Regions from separate parts of the Homo sapiens genome. Here region 2 is linked to region 1. A link is a contact called in ENCODE Hi-C or POLR2A ChIA-PET data. All regions are on one chromosome and are shown on one strand. Each heading gives the region's core, a stretch centred on a gene start or an enhancer-like site at or near the end of the contact. The rest is flanking DNA. Distances are from core to core; before and after follow the strand shown. Region 1 overlaps ETV6 (ETS variant transcription factor 6). Region 2 holds the start of LINC01252 (long intergenic non-protein coding RNA 1252).

Region 1 (4,123 bases), core at 304-2,803:
TACGCTGAAATTTGAGCTCTAGAGTTTTCTAGGTTTCTGCCACCAGGAAAGCACAGATATACACAAGAACCTAAAGTAATACACTCTTGAAAGTCGACATTTTTTTCACTTGAAAAAAGCTATTGAATATTTTGTCCACTCCAAAATTCAGTGAGACAAACGTAAAGAATTTGAGAGAAGATGCAAATGCCAGTCTTCTTTTCTAAATAGACATTGTACACACAGCCACAGAGAGTAACATTTTTGGAATCTCCCCAGAAAGAAAGAGCATACCCTAGCATCTCGGCTAGAAAGAACACCACAGAGACTCAAATGCAAATTTTGATGTAGCAAAATCCACATCCACCAAATCACAGAAGTGAAGTTCATGATTTCTTTTCATCCAGAGAGTTACCAGAAGATGGTTTAGACATCCAAGATGGTATAGGGGCCCAAGCTGGCTTTCTTCTTGGTGTCCAGTGTCCCCCCTGCCCTGAAAGCAACATCCCTCTGGATGCTAAGCCATTAATTTTTACAAGCCAAATGGTGTTTGGGTCTCAACATTCATCTTGCAGAATACATATCAGTACTTCCAAGGGGAAAAAAATGAGTGTACCCTGTGAAAATGAGGATGGGTAGGAACTATACTCCTAGCATCTGAAGTCTCCTCTCTAGGTTACCCAGATGGCCCACTCAGCCCTTGGGGAGAGGGTACGCCAGACAAACCAAACTCAATGTTGCTGTGGGGATCTTCCAAGGAGCCCGCTTCACCAGTCTTAAGGAGTGCCCTTTCTCTAGTTTATGTAGATGGTTCAGGACGTGAGATATTCGGATTCCTGTTTAGAACTGAAATTGTCCCTTTCTTCTGCCTTTCTGGATGGTTACATCCTAAAATCAGAAGGCAGTATATTGCTTCTGTCAAGCAGATACAATTAAGTCAAAGCATCTTAAGTCTTCCTCTTACCCAGACCTGTATTATCTTTGCATAGTGAGATTAAAAAAAAAAAAAAAAAAAAAAAGAGAGAGAGAGAGCATTAGCAATAAGCCCTGCAATCAAACATCTCTGTAAAAGGTCATTGAGTTTTTTTTCTCCCTATGATTAAGAAATATTTCAGCATCCATCAAGGGTCAACTATGAGGCTAGGCCTATAGCAGGCATTACAAATTATGCAATCATACATCCTAGAATTTCCAGGATGGTCTCAATATTTAAAGTTCCGTGTCCTTTTACCCATAAATACATATGGGTAGTTGTATATAAATACTTAACACCTCTCAGAACACGTGTCACAATTGTAGCTGGAAAATACAGTCACTGCCACAATCAGGAAAGAGAGCTAGCATTAAGTGAGCATGTGGTATGTGTTCCCATGAAGCCTTTATTTTATTTCAGCCTCACAATGACCCTGCAAGGAAGGCATCGTTATCTCCATTCCGCAATGAGGAAACTGACTTGAAAACCGCAGTTCCAGTCACTAGCTTGGGAGATGGTGTGGCTGGTATTTGCGTGCAGACTGATCTAACTTTACTTCTCTGAACTGCTTTATAATGCCAACCAGTCAACAATGACTTCACAATGGGGAATTCCAAGAGACAGGTTCAAGCTTGTAAAAATCATAGCAGCCTTCGAATATTTCGTTGCTCTGCATCCTCACTCCTCACAGAATTCCAGCAGGATTCTTGAGGGTGACTCAACAGAGCTGCCTAAGCCAAGGCACCTACCTTCTTATGCATGTTGCTTATCCTATGGGTAGCACAGACTGAGGGGTAAATGCATTCAGCTGACGGAAGGGGACTCTATCTGATGTATGAGAAAAGTTCTCATGGCATGACCCCTGAGCAGGAGTAGCCATTCGAATTTATCCAGGGATCTACATTAACCATGGGACACAATCAGTAGGACCAAGAGGGCATTTCCAGGTTGCTTATGCAAATGATAACTTGGCCGTGGCTAGAAATCTCACTGGGCATTTTTGAGTACAAACATATTACTTTCTATCCTAACATTGTCTTTAACAACAACGGAAGACATTTCCCTTGTTCTTATCTGCTTACCCAAGAGCAGCAAATCTAAAAGTACAGGTGAGATAAATAGAAGCAGTAAGGAGGAAAGAAGCCTGCCAACATCTATTTGGTGCCTATAGTGGGCAGATCTCTACACCAAGAAGGAGCTGAGTCTGCCCCCAGAAATCACAGTGGCCGCAGTCCAAGCAAGACCTCTCCAATGGCCCAAAGATGCACATTCCCAAGAGGGGAATGGATGAAGGCATTAAGGATATATGTGGCCTGTGGGGGAAAAAAGATTTAAAATCTTCTCGGAGATGTCTTCAAATATAGGAAGGACAAGTCTAAGAGAGACTCAAGGCTTGCTTGTAGTAGCAGAGGACAGAGCCAGCAACAGATACCGATGCACTAGAAGGAAGGCCTTTCAAACAGCTGAAGTCTCCAGATAAATGGGCGATTTACTGTTCTCCTAAAGCTGACTTAATGCTGAGGCTGAACAGTTACTCTAAAACACGTGCTTGCACTGGGAAGGAGCTGGAGTAGGAGAACTTAAAGGTTCCGTATAACTGCAAGATGCTGGTTCTATACAATCTTATCTCCCCTGGTAAGTTAGAGCTTATAAATTACAGTGTGGGTAGAACAGCTCCAAATAAAACACGGACACCACAGTCCCCTTCTTTATCAATTACTCCCCTATGCCTCCTCACAGGATCCTAGGGTTCTACTGAATATAATTAGAAAAAGCACTAGTTTCTAGAATTAGGAGCAATTTCTTTAAAGACAAGCACCAAAGCAAAAAACTTAAATCGACTTCTTTATTGTTCCCATTTTAAAACATTTTAATTAAGATACTTTCCATTCTTGACATGCCATGAAATTCTCTCTTTTTTTTTTTTCCTGAATTTCCTTAGATATTTCTAACATGGATAGTAAGCGGAAAGTAAAACTGTGATTCCTTGTCACGTCAGGCTGTGGTTACCAGGGAGGTCTATGAAGGTGGCCCAGTTCATGTGGCTGGAACCCAGTGTGGATGTACACGCAGGCAAAGTTACAAGCTTTGAACCTGCATGGGAAAATTTAAATCACACCATTCTGCAGCCCCAGGCTATACCTCTAATCCCTGCCATGATATAGAGGATTGCCTTTGCTCAAAGCAGAGATTAGATGAGCTCAGCAACACACATCACCACTCCTGGAAACGCCATAAAAGTGCATGTCCTACTAACAGCAGGTCAGCAGCATCAATTCAGCATAAGAAAGGTGGTGTGACTTTATTTATACAGAACCATCAGACGTCACCTCTGGGGAAGAAATAAAGTCTTGCTGTTGAATTTATCCAGCAATGCCTCTAAGCTTGTGATCCACCTTTTGAAAGAGGGTCACTAAATCCTTTCTTCCTAGTTCTAACAGCAGAAGAAACAGGTACTGAAATTAACAGCAGCTTGTATCCTGGGCACAACAAAGTGGCCAAGTTCAGCTCTTTATTAGCTGCTTTCTCCTCCATTAATGCTATTCCCTTTAATGGTCTGGCTATTATAATTAGCCAATCTGCGTTGTCCCTGCCTGGGGCTAACAAGTAATGAACTGAGACAGTTGCTATTTAGTTGTATCAAGGGCACCATTAGACAGCGCTTCTCAATCTCCCCCCAAATGAGAGATACCTTCCAGGCATGTACTATTGCCACGTGACTGTTCTTGTACGTTCCCTCACAGTGGACCTGGGGTGGGAGCTTCCCCAGGTTTTAACTCATGAGACTTAAAACCTGGGCAGAAGGAAAGGATGAAAGCAAGGCTCCTGCAGACACTGGCAGCCCAAAGGGCTTGGAACCTGAGCCTTAACTATTAACTCCTCCCTCCCTTCACCTGCATTCTTTGCCTCTTCGTAAACCCTTCGCCTCCTCCTCAAGTAGCTTTCTTCTTTGTGCCACAGCATCACTGAGGGCTTTGCTCTTTTTTGTGTCCTTCTTTAACGGCTATATCCTGGAAGTCTTGTAAAAGGAAGAGAAAGAAAAGCGACGGCTCAGACTCACAACCCCAGCGAGCTGCAACTCAGACCTCCTTCAAAACTAGAAAGATGTTTTGCCCTGTGATTTATCTTTTCGAAATGTCTAGAGCTTAAATGGACCACACATGCCTAATA
Region 2 (4,151 bases), core at 920-3,419, 200 kb after region 1:
CATTTCAGTATGATGCTCCCTTGATTTATGAACCTCTTTCCCCAGTGCACCCTTAGAAATCCTGCTCAGGTGTCACTGTATCTAAGAAGCTTTTTTTGACACTTCTTTCCAACCATTAGTTGTTAATTATCCATACTAATTGGATTTCTTATACATAGTTTTATTATTGCCTATGTCACTCTCCACTATATTTGTTTACATGTCTGTCTTCTCTACTAGGTAACCAATTCAGAGGACAGGAATTGATTTTTGCCATTATAGTTTCAGTATCTAGCACAGTTTCTGCCATGTGTTATACACTTAATAAATACTTATTGAGGCTGGGCGCGGTGGCTCACGCCTGTAATCCCAGCACTTTGGGAGGCCGAGGTGGGTGGATCATGAGGTCAGGAGTTCGAGACCAGCCTGACGAACAATGGTGAAACCCTGTCTCTACTAAGAAAAATACAAAAATTAGCTGGGCATGGTGGCACTCACCTGTAATCCCAGCTGCTCAGGAGGCTGAAGCAGGAGAATCGCTTGAACCCGGGAGGCGGAGGTGCAGTGAGCCCAGGTGGAGTGATGATCGCGCCTCATCACTCCAGCCTGGGCGACAGAGCAAGACTCTGTCTGAAACAAAACAAAACAAAACACAACAAAAACTTATTGAACTGAAACATATATGTATGTGTCTGTGTGTATTTCTTTTTCTTTTCTTTTTGCCTTGGAAGAATGTGGAGAAACATCTGAAAAAGGAGCTGTTTTAAGATACCCAGTTTGTGATCATTTATTATGGCAGCCAAAGCAAATAAATACAGCATCAAGCTTATCAGAATCCACTTGCATCATGCTTGCTAATATCCCCATTGTCAAAGCTAGTCACAAGGCTAAGCCTGCTGTCACCATGAGAGGGGACTATACAAGGGCGTGCATTCTGAGAGGTGTGGTTCATTGGAGAAATCAAAGTAACAGTGTGCAGTGAGATTTATTAGATCATTTCATGTATCATAATAAAAGACATTGAATTTCTGATGAAGGATTTCGAATGTGGTAAAATAATTCAGTGGGAACCCAACGCAGTACCTTGAAAGAGAGTTACCTTGGGTCAAGTACAATAATTGGCACTCAGACCTGACACTTCCTTTTCAATAGACTAAATTCACCATGCAGCAATTATTGGAGCTAACAAAGTGTAATCTGTATTGGAAGAGAGTTATTGAAACCAGTATTTAAAAACATTATAGCAGAACTCTTCAAATAAATTCTTATATTAACACAGAAACAAGTATGGCAGAATACTCACGGTTATTTTATTTAAAGTTGGGTTTTTCGAGTACCCTCTATTTTCATGTATTTTGGGAAATTTTAGTAATGAAAGCAAATAGTGAAACAGAATTAAATATCCATTTTATAAAATACGACAAACAAGAGGAGAGCGGCTCTGAATTCCACCCCTGTGGAATTCAGGACTGCCATAGAGCGTATTTTCAAAACTGTTGATTTTGACAAGGCTGACTAGGAGATGCCCTAGAAGCCCCAGGTATGTGTTTCAGTATGATTCTGGCAACGCTGACTTAAAGCACTAAGTAGAATCAGTAGCCTACAGTGGATACTGCCCCATAAGGAGTGACGGGGGAAACGTTGCTGATTAAATAAATGGTCTTTTGAATTGGGCTGATGGTAGATGCTATAACTGAAGTTGCAAACCACACTGGGTTCGTTTGCTAGGGCTGCTGTAATAAATGACCACAAGCTGGGTATCTTAAAACAGCAGAAAGTTACTCTCTCACAGTTCCGGAGGCCAGAGGTCTGAGATCCGGGTGCTGGTGTGTCCGGAATCGGTGGGTTCTTGGTCTCACCGACTTCAAGAATGAAGCCGCGGACCCTCGCGTGAGTGTTACAGTTCTTAAAGGCGGCGTGTCCGGAGTTTGTTCCTTCTGATGTTCAGATGTGTTTGGAGTTTCTTCCTTCTGGTGGGTTCGTGGTCTCGCTGGCTTCAGGAGTGAAGCTGCAGACCTTCGCGGTGAGTGTTACAGCTCATAAAGGCAGTGTGAACCCAAAGAGTGAGCAGTAGCAAGAGTTATTGCAAAGAGCGAAAGGACAAAGCCTCCACAGTGTGGAAGGGGACCCGAGCGCGTTGCCACTGCTGGCTCGGGCAGCCTGCTTATATTCTCTTATCTGGCCCAACCCACATCCTGCTGATTGGTAGAGCCAATGGTCTGTTTTGACAGGGCGCTGATTGGTGCGTTTACAATCCCTGAGCTAGACACAAAGGTTCTCCACGTCCCCACCAAACTAGCTAGATACCGAGTGTCCACACAAAGGTTCTCCAAGTCCCCACCAGAGTAGCAAGATACAGAGTGTCCATTGGTGCATTCACAAACCCTGAGCTAGACACAGGGTGCTGATTGGTGTGTTTACAAACCTTGAGCTAGATACAGAGTGCCCATTGGTGTATTTACAATCCCTGAGCTACACATAAAGGTTCTCCACGTCCCCACCAGACTCAGGAGCCCAGCTGGCTTCACCCAGTGGATCCCCCACCGGGGCTGCAGGTGGAGCTGCCTGCCAGTGCGGTGCCGTGTGCCTGCACTCCTCAGCCCTTGGGTGGTCGATGGGACTGGGCTCCGCGGAGCAGGGGGTGGCGCTTGTCGGGGAGACTCCGGCTGCACAGGAGCCCACGGAGGTGGGGGAGGCTCAGGCATGGCGGGCTGCAGGTCCCGAGCCCTGCCCCGCGGGAAGGCAGCTAAAGCCTGGCGAGAAATTGAGCACAGCAGCTGCTGGCCCAGGTGATAAGCCCTTCACTGCTCGGGCTGGTGGGGCCGGCCTGCCGCTCCGAGTGCTGGGTCCGCCGAGCCCACGCCCACCCGGAACTCGCGCTGGCCCGGAAGCACCGCGCGCAGCCCCTGTTCCCGCCCGCGCCTCTCCCTCCACACCTCCCTGCAAGCTGAGGGAGCCGGCTCCGGCCTTGGCCAGCCCAGCAAGGGGCTCCCACAGTGCAGCGGTGGGCTAAAGGGCTCCTCAAGTGCCGCCAAAGTGGGAGCCCAGGCAGAGGAGGCGCCGAGAGCGAGCAGGGCTGTGAGGACTGCCAGCACGCTGTCACCTCTCACTGGCAGGGTTAGGTTTTTCTGGGGGCTGTGAGAGAGAAACCAGTCTGTGCGTCTCTTTGGCATTCCTGGGCATCCCTCCAGGCTCCGCCTGTGCTGTCACACTGAGTTCCCCCTGTGTGTCTGCTTTCTCCTCTTATAAGTGATATAGGAGTTAAGAAGAAATTATTTAGGCAGATAGTGAGGGTAAGGAAGTCCTCAGTAAGGTTTTCCTTTTAATGAAAAGCAGCCCTCAAATCGTTTTCTTTTCTTACAATGAGCAGCCTGTAAAATCAAGCTGCAGACATAGACAAGCAAGCTAGAAGCTTGCACGGGTGAATGCCAGCAGCTGTGCCAATAGGAAAAGGCCACCTGGGACTAGGCATGTCCAACTTCGTATACTTGGTCATCATTTCCTACATTCTCACACAGAAGAGAGCACTCAAAAAATAGTTTTGAGAATCATTTGCTAATGATTTAATACTATTATAAGGGAATAAAAGACTTTTCTTTTAAATGAGTGCTTAAAGGCGATTGGAAGCCCTGCTAAAGTTCAGGGGTGAATGCCTTATTATTTTTTTATATTTGGGGGCAAGGGCTTTCCAGTGAAGACTGGAAAACCTGCTAGACAGATTCTAAAAGAGCTGTAACACTGGGTGAATGCTGTAGAAGCACATAGTGTTAGTAAGGTGTGGGTCAGATACGGCTTTAGAGAATGTAGCAACTGAAAGCCCAGATGGGAAGCTCCGTAGGCAGCTGGATAAGCTAATATTTCTAAATAATATGTTCAGAGATTCGGACTGAATGCAATTGCAACCTTCTCCACCAGTCAGCAGTGAGTTCTGAAGTTACAGAAGTGTGATGAATTGCGGTCAATATGGGTTCTACCTTCACTTTGGAGTCAGTCAGTGACCTTAAAATACCTGCCCAGCTGAATTTTCTTAGAGTGCTTCATTTCCTGTGGGCCCTTTTACTCCAAATTCCAGATGATGGCTTTTAGTCTGTGGGGCCGCTTTAAGAGGCAGAAATCTGATCAGAACTACTAGAAGGCTGTGAAGGTGCTGCTGTGTGGACAGGCAGGGCAGA

Evidence for each region. Hi-C counts contacts between places; a loop is a spot of excess contacts on that map. ChIA-PET counts read pairs that join two places held with the same protein, here RNA polymerase II (POLR2A). Pooled maps may share reads with other maps.
Region 2: a loop to region 1 is called in a map of GM13976, with 2.3 times the contacts of the local background. The contact joins the promoter of LINC01252 here to the enhancer-like site in region 1. A Hi-C loop is called at or near these places in 2 of 168 maps with a recorded cell type or tissue (GM12878 and GM13976), 25 of 37 single-sample maps with no recorded cell type and 14 of 50 pooled maps. POLR2A ChIA-PET finds 5 or more read pairs at or near these places in 8 of 52 experiments (GM12878, IMR-90, OCI-LY7 and 5 more).

Annotation. Positions count from the first base shown.
Region 1 is chr12:11,743,666-11,747,788 of GRCh38, reverse strand. All of the region lies in intron 1 of ETV6 (ETS variant transcription factor 6), which reads right to left. Among named protein-coding and RNA genes, the nearest start is that of ETV6, 96 kb to the right of the region's middle. RefSeq lists an enhancer at 1,558-1,777. Within about 2 kb of position 1,553, at least 7 of the 41 ENCODE cell types and tissues checked have a DNase peak (open chromatin) inside an H3K27ac peak, as active enhancers do; they include GM12878, OCI-LY7 and PC-9, where a contact is called at or near this core.
Region 2 is chr12:11,546,048-11,550,198 of GRCh38, reverse strand. It overlaps LINC01252 (long intergenic non-protein coding RNA 1252), which reads right to left and starts at 2,169. Exons shown (of 8, transcript NR_033890.1): 1 at 1,839-2,169; 2 at 478-609. The region is part of intron 2 of LOC124902877 (a long non-coding RNA gene); the gene reads left to right. It also overlaps the pseudogene RNU7-60P.